Regions from separate parts of the Homo sapiens genome. Here region 2 is linked to region 1. A link is a contact called in ENCODE Hi-C data. All regions are on one chromosome and are shown on one strand. Each heading gives the region's core, a stretch centred on a gene start or an enhancer-like site at or near the end of the contact. The rest is flanking DNA. Distances are from core to core; before and after follow the strand shown. Region 1 overlaps EFNA5 (ephrin A5). Region 2 has its middle 140 kb from the start of EFNA5.

Evidence for each region. Hi-C counts contacts between places; a loop is a spot of excess contacts on that map. Pooled maps may share reads with other maps.
Region 2: a map with no recorded cell type shows a loop between it and region 1 (6-fold over the local background). The contact joins two enhancer-like sites. A Hi-C loop is called at or near these places in 4 of 37 single-sample maps with no recorded cell type and 3 of 50 pooled maps.

The regions. Positions count from the first base shown.
Region 1 is chr5:107,473,458-107,479,972 of GRCh38, forward strand. The region is part of intron 1 of EFNA5 (ephrin A5); the gene reads right to left. Among named protein-coding and RNA genes, the nearest start is that of EFNA5, 190 kb to the right of the region's middle. RefSeq lists an enhancer at 1,279-1,428. Within about 2 kb of position 3,579, at least 8 of the 41 ENCODE cell types and tissues checked have a DNase peak (open chromatin) inside an H3K27ac peak, as active enhancers do.
Region 2 is chr5:107,808,866-107,815,380 of GRCh38, forward strand. It overlaps the pseudogene RN7SKP122. Among named protein-coding and RNA genes, the nearest start is that of EFNA5, 140 kb to the left of the region's middle. RefSeq lists enhancers at 1-188, 189-711, 3,592-3,701, 3,802-3,901, 4,619-4,818 and 1 more. Within about 2 kb of position 3,841, at least 3 of the 41 ENCODE cell types and tissues checked have a DNase peak (open chromatin) inside an H3K27ac peak, as active enhancers do.

The DNA of each region.
Region 1 (6,515 bases), core at 2,329-4,828:
GAGGCAAATAGAACTATGCCCAAAGTCAGAATGTGACTACAACAGATTTAATTCTCAAAGCAGAAGGAATCTGAAAATACAGGTAGCCTAACACTCTACAATTTGGTGTGGAACAGATGCCAAACCATGACACATTCTTCCAGCTCTAGAACGTGTTATGATCCGATATTCTAATTCATTAACAATCGGATTTTCACTTGAATTTTTTTTTTTTTTTTTGAGACAGAGTTTCGCTCTTGTTGCCCAAGCTGGAGTGCAAATGGTGTGATCTCGGCTCACTGCAACCTCTGCCTCCCGGGTTCAAGTGATTCTCCTGCCTCAGCCTTCTGAATAGCTGGGATTACAGGCATGTGCCACCACGCCCAGCGAATTTTTGCATTTTTAGTAGAGATGGGGTTCCACCATGTTATCAAGGATGGTCTTGATCTCCTGACCTCGTGATCCGCCTTTCTCGGCCTCCCAAAGTGCTGGGATTACAGGCATGAGCCACCATGCCTGGCCTCATTTGACTTTAACATCCACATAGCAAATACATGACTATCATGCTTTTGACACAGATCTCCATAAAAGACAGATTGTAAACTGATGGCCTGTGAATCAATTTCGGCCCTGTACACTTGAGTTTAGCCAGTACAATGTTTCAGAGTCATCTGAACCAATATTTAGAAACCCAGAGATTTCAAATAAAGTACATGTTTCTACCTTCTCTTGAAAACTTGGATGATCAGATGCCACTGGCTCCACATTCTTCTTACACAGAAATATTCTGCTGGAGTGGATGACACCCAGTTTGTACACCAGGTCTGATTTTCTCACTTAGGTACCTGCCGGCTGCATTAGCCATGAAAGTTTGCATCCCTTGCCAAAGCACCCACGCCTTTGTCACTTTTCAGTATACCAAGTAATCAATAATATTTTACAGATTGTTTTCCATTTTAAGAAATGGTCATCAGCACTGAACAGCCACAATGGAGTTTTCAAGGATTTCAAACAGTCTGAGTTCAAATCTAGTATGTAAAAATTTCCCAGAGGATCAGAAACCCTTGTTGAGTTTTCCTCCAGGCATGACTAATACAATACAGGGAGGTGCTGTCATGCAACCATGCATCTTTGCATTACGAACGAGGAATGGTTTAATTGCAATTCACCCACCTATAGCATCCTGGGATGGCTTTATCCTGTTGAAGGGCGTATCTTTAGGCCACTAACTTTGTTAAAATATGTCAGGCCTGTTGGTATCAAATATTGGCTAACACAGGAAACACCACCTCAATCTTGTTAAATATTTTTAGCAAGAGGCCACCATGTTCCAGAATGATGCTGGCTGACCTGCCAGAGGCAAGAAGAAGCCCCGAAGATCTAAGACAACATAAATGAATGACTAATTAAGGGCCATTCTAAGGGAAAGGACAATTATGTTGACTCATAACTGTCTAGGTTCCTACCATTCAAGGCCTATACAATTTACATAAAAATCATTGTCATTAGAAAAGTTTCTGTCCCACTGTTAAGACAGTGTTTGTGCAATGTGAGGTTACTTCCTGCTTCCACAATATGACTGTGCTTTACTAAACAAACTTCTGAGCTAAGATGTTTACTTGACTGGGAAATGACTACTAATAAGCTGTTAAAGGATGTATCCTCAAGTTACTACTTGTGGCATTTGTAACACGCTCCCTGTTGAACAAAGGTGTCACAGTAGCACAGTGAATAAACAATCCTTTTTTCTCCCTGTAAGTTATACGATATTAAATGTTAATAATTAATTTGTCTTTGTGGATTAACATACAAGAGCTTTTCAAACAGGTACTGGTGCAACCCCACCCTTGTGAGATGGCTAATCATTTCACATACTTCACACTTACCCAGCTATCAGTATCACTGACCTCAGCTAGCAAAGTGTGAAACGGCAGATGGTTTGTAGTGTTCAGTAATGTCCTATGAAAATGTAGCACAGAAAACTGCAAAAGGTTTTGGGAGAGAATGGTGGTTTATATGAACTTTTCAAGAAACTCAAGAGAAACAAAATGCCACCACTGTCCACGTCAAAGGATCTGGTGAGGATCCTGGGAGAAAAATGTCAAGAGATTCTAAGGCTTTCAGTAGCACAATATTTTCAAAGTGCTTCAGAAGTTATTTCAATCTGCTGCATTGCTAAAGGGGAACAGAGCCTGAAAAGCCAGTATAATTTTGAAGGCTGTTCAAGGACTATGTCAGCAACATTCTTACCCTGCATAAGACTTATACATCTTAAGACAGAAGATTTGTCTAGGGTATCCACAATCTGATTACATATTTCTCACGAGAACTACCCCAAAGTGCAAGCCCTTTGTGTTGTTCTACCTGAGATGACATGACTTCAGCCTCAAAATACCCAGGCTGAACTGTTTCTGGAGCAATGAGATGTTGTTAATGAATATCAACACTTCCCAGATCCTTTAAAAATGCTAATATCAAAATATTTTACAAGAGTGAATTTCAAACTGTGTTCATGTTTTTCACAGCACGGCACCTGTTTGAAATGGTACAGTTTGAACATCTATAAAACATGAGATGGAAGATACCAAGGTGGCTTGAGAGTTTTTAAACTATATATATATTTTTTTTTTTTGAGACAGAGTCTTGCTCTTGTTGCTCAGGCTGGAGTGTAATGGCGCGATCTCGGCTCACTGCAACCTCCGCCTCCCAAGTTCAAGCAATTCTCCTGCCTCAGCCTCCCGAGTAGCTGGGGTTACAGGCACCTGCCACCACGCCCAGCTAATTTTTTGTGTTTTTAGTAGAGATTCGGTTTCACAATGTTGGCCAGGCTGGTCTTGAACTCCTGACCTCAGGTGATCCACCCACCTCAGCCTCCCAAAGTGCTGGGATTACAGGAGTGAGCCACTGTGCCCAGTCAAGAACTATATTCTTGAGAGCAAAATAGAGTATATTATACTTAGAATGGAACTATGTAAACCTTTACACATCTGTATTTTCAAAACAAGAACCCAGAGCTGTTCAAGTGATAAACAAAATCATCAGGTGGCTTGTTTAGAGTTTCAAAACAGACCCTTCTATTCCTGCTGTTTCTCCCTCTGGTTTCATTAAATATAAAACAAATGAAAATGACCAGTTCAATAGGGATATCTGACAGAATTTGGGGAGAAACATTTCATTAGCTTTCTATGAAGTCCAATACCTGTAATTTTATGTATCAGGACTCTCTGATTTGAAGTCCCTACAGAAATGCTTTATTCTTAGTCCATTTAGCTGCCCTTAAAATGTTTATTTTTTCTCTTTCTCTCTCTCTCTCTCTCTCTCTCTCACAGGAACATCCAAACTGTGTTGTCACAGTGTATAAAACAGAGGCATATTCCTTTCAGGTTATACTATACCCTGACTCCTTGATGAAATGATTTGATGTGGTTCACAAATCAGAATCAGACAGAATGAAATCATTACACCTTATATAGCTTAAAAACAAAAAAGCCAGACATAAAGTGGACAGGAAATCAGTCATAATGAAAAACTATTTCAAGTCACACATTTGCTGATTTAGTGTCTATTTGCTGAGCATTTGTATCACTATGTGCTAGGTGCTGCTGGGTCTGTGACAATGAACAGGAAAGGCTGTGTGGCAACTCAACACGAAAGCCAGCTGAGCCTCCTAGTAACCAAAACAAAAAGAGAAACATCACACAGTTTCAAAAGGGAGGTTACTGGCTTATCAAGAGAGAAAAAAAATGTCTTGGTAAGAAGCTACGGAGAAACATAAGGAATAGGTCAATGTGTAGATAAGAGATACTAATCATAATATTAACATATAGATATTTATGTACCTATGTAAGACTTTCTCTTCCACTAAAACAGATGAAGTAATTTATAATCTTTTGAATTAAGCAATCAATAGAATAATATCTGCAGAAACTCTTATCTTTCTGGACTGTTTAAAGGTACAAATCTAGAACCAAAGTCGCATATGTGATTTAAAACAAGCAGAAAATACATATTGGCAAAGGGCTTTCTTACATGAGGTATTACTGCTCTAGAAAATTGTCTACATTAATTTATAACTGTAAAAGGATCTCTGGCAATTACATTTATCCTATTCTCTTATTTTTCAGGTGTCTTTTGGGGATACATGTTATAAATCTTTTTTATTTCTCTATATAACCCTTCTTTCTTTTGGGTAACCTGATAGTAATAACTAAGCCACAGGTGAAAGGTTTCTCAAGGTGTGGCTATTGTGTTCTCTTGACTAACTTCTACCTGCACTGTTTCCTTTTTACAGGGTGGCTCTTATGTGACTAATCTAGGCCACAATATATTATTTTTTTTAAGTTAGGTAAAAGTAAATGTCTCCAGACCTTTAACTATATAGTACTTTATTTGCTAAATTATGCAAATCAATATACCCTAAATCAAATACATACCTCCTCTAAAGAGAGTTCCCCTTGGTTTTGAAACTCACTTTAACAAGCTATCAATCAGAGGCTGATATTTAGAGGTAGCATAACTGATTGGTAGCAGTGGGATTTCTGGCCATTTTTAGTGATAACCACCGAAATACATGAGCAGGGTTTTTAAACCCTAGGAAGGAAAAAGCCTGACCAAAAACCCTGACAGATATATAATGCCATGATAGAAATGCTACTCATTATGTCATACCTAATAATCCACATGTACCTCATTACTCAGCTGTTTGTGTTACACCCTGTTGCCAAAGGAAGCTCCCTGCTTCTCCTCCTGATCCAGCAATTAATATGCATATCAGGCACAGTGGCCAGACTTCTACGGAGAAAGAGGAGGCAGGCAAGAGATCCATAGTCATAAAGACCTAGGCGAGTAATATTCTCAGCATTATTCAGGAATGTTTAGTTGCTTGCTCAAATTTATCATTAACAAAGGGCCTATTTCCCAAAGGCTTCCACTGTGTAATTAGCAACAACAAATACTGCCCCTACTCCGGTTAACCTATGGGATTAGTTACAAAGGTTTTGTAAATTTCAGAAGATATCTACACAGATGTCGGGAGAGCACACACGCAAACACACAGTGCAGCATAATGGATGCAGCCATAGCCATTAAGTAGTTTAGGATTTGTGAGACTCAGACAACGAATACATTTTATGGGGGAAGTCATAAAAGTCAGACAGGAAAAAATATACAGCATGAAAGTTGAAAACTTCTAGACAGCATGTAAAAAGTACGGAGAAGTAGCAGGGGCAAAGGAAGAAACGTACCAAGTGGAGCTCATTGGTCTTAATAAATAGGACAAGGTCACCTGAGTTTACTTCTGGAACCAATAGAAATCCTGTAGTATCTAATTATTTTTGTAAAATGATTATTTTCATGCTTCTATTTACCATTGTCATTAGATAGGTTCATATTTCATTAGTCTGCTTACTAAAATGAAACTTTTCGTTTTATTTATGGAAGTTTTTATACTTCTCTAAGCCTGCTCCAAAAACATACAATTAAGCACTGCTAACCTGTTGATCAGGAAAGTATACTATACCAAAAGAGATGCAAAGACATGTTAACCATTCATACTGATTGAAAGGGCTCAATTTAAGAAAGTAATTTTAATTTAGATTAAAAAATAATCTGTAAATGACAGAGTCTGGAATGACATTATGAATAAAAATTAAGGCTAATGACCTTATCTTAACCATAAATTACTTTAGTTTGTAGAGATTTGTTCACACTTGGTAAGCAGCACTGTTCATTTCTTATGATGGGTATTCGTGTTTAAACAAGTTGGCAATTTTCAATTCAGAAGTCAAAATACTGTCTTAGTTGCCAACAAAAATAATTAATGAAACACTTCTAACCCCAGGGGTAAATATGTAAGCAAGTGCATGGTAATGGATAATAAAAATAGCACTTCCTTTTACATATGGTGCTAATTAAAATCTGATCAGAGTAATAATTGAGCAGTGCCCAGGCTACCCTTGATTTTTCTTGTCAGGTTTCAATTGTTTGACACAAATGCACTGACCTCAATAAATGAAAACACATTTAAAAAAAAAAAACAACCTAAATTATAGCTATCCTTATTCAGGCCAACAAGTGATTTACTGTCGCTGTGGGTTTTGAGGTTACTCGAGACATGGAAGTTTTCTAGGGAGCCACTCATTGCCACTGGTGTTCATGAACAAGAAGGCACCAGAAAGTCCATGAGACTTTCATTCAGAGGTTTTTCCCCACTGAATACACAACTCCCTCCCTATGCAAATTCCAATTAAAACAAAAGAATAATATATTACCTAACCAGGGGTTGAATGAGTGTGTGACAGGCATTTTGCTAAGAGCTTTCCAGGTATTATCTCAAGTCTTCACAACATCCTGATGAAAAAGAATCATTACTGGTCCCATCACACTGACAAACTGAGTCTCAGACTCTGGCTCCAGAGCTCATGGTCTTAATTTGCTACACTATCTTAAAGTAATGGAAAAAATGCACACCAGTATATTTTAAAAAACTAAAAAAGGAAAGAAGATTCTGAGTACAATACTCGTACTCTCCGAAATTA
Region 2 (6,515 bases), core at 2,591-5,090, 340 kb after region 1:
GGGTAACCAAGGTAACCAAAAGCCCTGGAGTCCAGGGGGCCTCCCTAAGGACCGCCCAAATGCCACAGGCTCCATGCAGTCAGGTGGAGCAGCTCTCCCTGCTGTGTCCTCTCTCCCCCGACATTGCCCCGCCCATCTGGGCTGCTGCTGAGGGAGGCTCCTCGGGGCCTGCTGTTTTCTTCATGACTATGGGTGACACGGCACAGGTGGTCCAGTTTCTCTCACAGTGCCTTTGCTTTGATCTACAAAAATCTGCTGAGTTTCTTTTGGGCCTTGTCATGTTAACAAAAACAAATGTAATAATATGCACTTGAAAAGGCTCGCATGTCTTGATATTTTAATAAGCTTTTGATTCTACAGGGACCTCTGAGGCTTTAAAAGTTTAAAGTTAATAAAGAGAGTAAAAGAAAAAAATATGAATTGTTTTTAATTATTATTATGCAGGATTAACCAAGCCAGTTGTGTATAATTAGACAGTAGCTACCTTGCAACGTAGAGGCAGTAAATAGGCCCACAGGGGGGCTGCCAGAAGGCTGAGGTGTTTACAAGGCACTGGAGATGTTTTCACCAAGCACATAATCCCTGTTGCAGTTACTATTGCTTTTATAATGGATGTGTTCATTACAACCAGAGACTAATATGTGTATCCATCATCTTTCTAGCACAGATGACTCCAAAGTGGGGGATGGCAGTGAAGATTGTACGATATACTTTGGTGGTAAAATCATTAAGAGAGCCCATTTGTATGCAGCTTTTTTTGTGTGTGGTTTTATTTTTGTTGCCATTGCTGGGAGGAATTTTAAGAAGTTAAATAAACAATTGCCAAAGGAGTGATGATTAAGATATTGCTAAGAAAGTTTTGTTTCTTTTAATACCTCCAGCAGTGAAAGCAATGAGCCAGGAGTTCCAGGGCTTTGTTATGAACCAGCGTGTGATCTTAGGGAATTCATTCACTAATTCAACATTTATTGAGTGCTACCATATGCCAGGCATTGTCCTAGGTGCTGGGGATAAAATGATGTGCAAGGAGCACTGGGCCCTTCTTCCCATATGTTCTCAAACCAGGACATTCCTCATGATCACCTGGGAAGCTTTTCAAAATGCTCTCACTGAGACCCCAGCCAGGCCTTAGTAGAGCTGCATAGCATCTTCAGGGCACCACTCGAGCATGTGAATTTTGAGAAAGTGTTTCAGTGATTCTGGCGGTTTCTCATTGTAGTGGGAGGGAGTTATAAATAAACAATAAAATACGGTAAGTGCTATTAAAGGGAAGATGTGACTGCTCTGAGCTTCCATTTCTCTATTTTTGTAAAGGAGGCAATAATTCCTGTCCTGTATATCTATCTTAGGTCACAGATTCTGAAAAGGAGAGTATAGGAAATTTGCTAGGGAGTGCTCTCAGATAAACCATTGTTGGGGTGAAATGGGCCAGTCATTGGCTGCCCCCAGGAGAAGATGTGTCTTGGGGCAAGTAGTAGTGACCAACCTTAGGCCAATTCCTGGAGAGTGGGTCAGCTGATAGCTGCCAGTCACCACCTTCACCCAACTCCCAGAAGCTGAGGAATGAGGATGGGAATGAGAACGTCTGTCCTGAAGGAGGAGGGTGCAGGTGGCATGTCACAGCACCACCAGAGCATCCTGCAGAAATAGACATAAGAATTCACATCGGGAAGTACTGAAAAAGATAAGAAGTCACTTGTTTTCTATTATTAACCCATAAATAAATTTGCTCATGACAATGGTTTTCTTTATTCATATTTGATGTAAGAATAATCTGGCTGCAACGTCTGTCACTCCATGCTTACCAGCATTGATTGAGCTCAGCTTGCTGGCTGGGCTAGAACCCTATTTTTGCCCCAAAGCTACTTGTATGTCACCTCCCAAGCCTGCACACTTGAGCCGAGAGGGCACATTGCCAGGGAGAGGATATCTGATTTTTGATAAGAGACGTAAGTGAGGCTAGCTCTCCTACTACACATTTTAAACAAGTTGGCAGGTTCCACTTGTCATCGAACTGCAACTACTAAGAATGTGGTAGTTCTTTTATTTACATTTGTTCAGTATTTTTTTGACTGTCCTACTCAAGGGTGAGTTGCTGGAGCTATGTTATCTCTTCCTCATCCAAACTCATTGGAGTAGGGAATAAATAGGTGGTTTTTAAACAACAGCAAAAGGAGTGCAAGTGAGAAGATACTACCATGGGGAAGAAAAACGTTATTGAAAATTGGGTAAAATATTGGGGTCCTCCTCCATTGTCTTGGCTGTATACAAATTACACTTCATCCTTAAATCATGTTCATCCATGTTCCTGATTTTGTTAAACAATCGGGATGAGAAGCGCCAATTAAGTTTTTCATTTTACATTTATGTAAAGAGCCATCTCTCATCAAGCTGCTCCATCTCTCGGCATGTTCAAGAATATTTTAAACAACAAGAAATGCTCCATACAGCTTCACTGGAGCCTGTAACTCCCTGTTCTGGAAATTGAAAGCAGCAAAACAGTTTGCTGGGGGATAGTAGGGCTGAAACACAAATAGTTAGAGCTAGGGGTCAATACTTGGAACTCAAGAATGCTGGTAATGAGCCTGATGGCAAGTTGGAAATGGGTTTTCAATACGATCACTTGACAAACATGATTTTTACGACTTTGAGCTTCAACCACAGGCCATGTTATTGGACAGACATGTGAATAGGTAAATGTCTAACTACTATTTCTGTATTTCTATAATATTCTTCCCTTTGGGGCCATCAGGACAATCTACCAGGTCTAGGAATCAGACTACTTTCTGAATCTGAAAGGGGGCTGATGGCAGCTACCAGGATTTGGGAACTAGGAAGAACGAATAATGACAAAACAGTTTAAGAAAAGATGAAAGAACTACTTTGGAGCAGAATTGGCTAGAAGAAATGTTAATGGCCTGCCTTCATGGTGTTGTACAGAAAATGAAATACTGAGAAGCCACAAAGAGAGCCCATCCCTGTGGTATAACTGTGAGGCATAATAGGAGGAATTTAAAAAGAAAAACTTGAGACAGGCATTAGGAAACAGACAGAACTTCCATATTCCCAGAAAGAAGGTGAGCACATTGAAGGCATTTAAAAACTGAGGTTGAATTAAACTCTAGGAAATATTTTCTCTTGTCGGCAACAATTCTCTGCTGGCCCAGTGGGACAGAGTACATCATCTAACGAGACATTTTTATTTCTAATTTCTTTAACTCCATGGAAAATCCTTCCTGAATTCTCCGCAACTCTCTGTGGTGTTTACTAAGTGAAATAACTTAGTGCCCTCCACAGCCTTCACTAACTTAGTATCCATTCGCTCTTCCAAATCAATAATAAACACATTAAATAACATTGGTCCCCATACAGACCCCAAATGCACCACACTATTAACCTCTCTCCACTCCAGGAAACCAGCAGTCACTCTGTCTCCCACGGCTTAGCTGGTTTTGTAGAAATCTCCAGCCTTTGACTGCTCCTGCCCAGCTGAAAGAAGGGTCTAACTCCACTTCTGCTCTTTCCTGGTTAACACTGCAGGGCTCTCTGGTGGAAGCCTGCACCCCTGGGGCAGTGGCTGCAGGTAACACTAGTCTATTTGATGGGAGGCCTAAGAGTTTCAGCAAGGAAGGAAAGCAAGATGGAAAAAAGTTTATTGTTCTTACTGAAAACCCAATTGCACTGCCATTTTTCAATTCCATTGAGAAATGTCAATGTTCTTTCCCACCGTCTGGCGGAGGCAGATTTGACCAGGTGTCTCCACACAGAGTGGGTTCTCACAGTTGGGCTGCGTGTGTGTCATAAAGCTAAATAAGGAGCCAGTTCAGTCCGCCACCCCCCTTCGCTTCTGCCGGCCAGACACACTTCCCCATATGACAGTCTTATAAATAGCTGCTAAGCAGCTGGTCCTCCTCTCACCTCCTGACTCTGTCAGAATCCCCCACTAGAAGCCCCTGACAGTCATGCAGCTGGGAGCTCCCCTTTTCTCTTCTTCTCTCCTCTCCACTCCCTACCTCTGACATATGGCCGCCACCTCAACAATGCCCACTGAAACCAGCCAGGGACTGACTTCCATGGGAGAAGGGATCAAGCAGGCTGAGGGCTGGATCTGACCACTGAAGCAAACTGTCACCCAAGTAAACAGGGGAATGGAAGGTTGGGAGACACCACAGTGAGACACCAGGCAGCCCACAGTACAGCGGCCAGATGGCTGACCCAGCAAAAATCCCAGGAATCTTTCTGGAGTGAGTCAAACATTATAAATATCTGTGGGACTCCGTGATGCTTCTAACTATATATGTACATATTCGAAAATAGTTTTGGACAAATAAATATAGGATGAAATGTATTATTATTAACTTTTACAAAGTTCCAACAATGTGTTCAGAGTTCAAATGAGGGTAGGATTTAGGATAAAGAAAATACAGGAAACAATTAAAGATTTGGAAGCCAATACATGATAAGAAGATAACAAAACAGAAATGGTGCTTTGTTTCTAAATATTGTTGGTTTTCATGAAAGAAGAAGCTCTAGCTGATAGGGTATTATAGCTGCAGGTATGGGCAGAGAGAGTCAAGTCAATTTCACAGGAACTTATTGAGTGCCCACTATGTGCTAGGCACAGGGAATGCAGAGTTATCCCCAGCCTTGATCAGCCCAGACAAGTAGAAGGCCAGTAGATGTTATAGAAGGTGGAAAGGTCAATTTTGCTTTTGGGGTAGAGAGTCGTGGAAGTCTACAGAGAGGACACAGGACAATCTAGGCTGTAGGAATAGCAGGAGTTCAGGCAAGAAGATGCCCACGTTCCCACAGGTCTAAGAAACAGTGGACAGGTCCCCCTGGCATAGCAGGTATAGTGTGGGAGGCGGGGACCTGCTCAAGCATGCTGGAGTGGGCATGCGGCTTGGGGAAGAGGACTTAGACATGAGAAAATGAAACCATTGAACAAAGTGTGCAGTAACCACAAGCTAATGCTGAAATTTCAGATCTCAGTTGTCACCTAAAGAACTCACCCCTTCTTGGTTCTCCTCACATAGGCTATTCTGAAAGTTTATTTTTATTTATTTATTGAGACAGAGTCTCACTCCATCACCAGGCTGGAGTGCAGTGCACTATGTTGGCTCACTGCAACCTCTGCCTCCCAGGTTCAAGCGATTCTTGTGCCTCAGCCTCCCATGTAGTTGGGACAATAGGCACCTGCCGTCAAGCCTGGCTAATTTTTGTATTTTTAGTAGAGAAGGGGTTTCTCCATGTTGACCAGGCTGGTCTCGAACTCCTGGTCTCAAGTGATCCACCCACCTCAGCCTCCCAAAGTGTTGGAATTAGGCATGACCCACCACACGCGGCCTAATCCGAATGTTCAAATAGATCATAGTTTAAATCTCCTATCAAAGAGTCATCCTTGAACCATGGACCCCTCAAGCATTTCCCAACATGCCCGCACATTTCACAGGAAGTGCATAGTTGTAGCTGCCACTGAGGGACCCTGCACAAAGTGTTCCAAAGTTCTGCCCTGGCAGTGCTGGACCTGGACCCCCTCCAGGGTTAACACCACCATCTGGATATTTCACCGGCAGTGCTGAAGCCAGAGGGCATGGAGGACACAGACCACCAGAGATAGTTAGTGGTTTCCTTTGGGAAAGATCAGGGCTTGAGTCCTGAGGCTGGGGAGGGGCAGCCTCAGTCTTTGAGGATTTAGTGGGGCCCAGCAGGGATTTGGCAGACAGGGCTGGACAGAAGCTGAGTATGCTTTCTTCTGAGGTCAGCCAAATCATCACACTCTCAGGGACACCTTCCCCAGCCCTTTATTACATATTCTGATGGAACTGTGAACCTTTTCTGCATACTACCATTGTCACTGTATGGTTGTTAATTGACATCTGTTCTCTTCTCCTAGAGCACAATCCGCAGATTGGCTTTGCTCTCTGTTGAATCCCCTGTTTCCAGCACCCTGCTGGGCACGCACTAGACACTCAGGAAGTAACTGTTTCTTGAAGGATTATCAGAGCTAATGTTTATTGAGAATTTTGTATTCTACCATTTAATCCTCAACAACCACTTGTGAAATAAGTAATATTAATTAATCCCATTTTACAGATGAGTAAACGGAGACTCAAAGGATTAAGTGACTTGCCAAATGCTAATGAGTGGTGGAGTGGGGCTTGAACTCTGGTAGTCTGACTGTTGAGTCTGGGAGAGGCCATGTGGCAGGTCTGGTGGCAGAAGAGGAACCAGAGTGGCCCAGAATAAGGAAGGCAGAGAAAGTGGTGGCTCTGGGGGCAGGGATGTGGGGAGATCCTTTCTCCCATTTAAGCTTACGGGACCCAGATTTCTGGCATCACTGCTAGATCGCCTCTGCTTCAGCTGTTCAGGGAGTATTTTAGCGAGTGAATGAGTCTGGACATCCTTAACAGATGCTGCCCGCCCACGTGGACTGGTCTTCCAGCCGCTCACTGCTGAGCTGAAGCTGTTGAACGTTTCCTCAGGCATCCCCTCCACAGCAGGGCCTTCCAGCA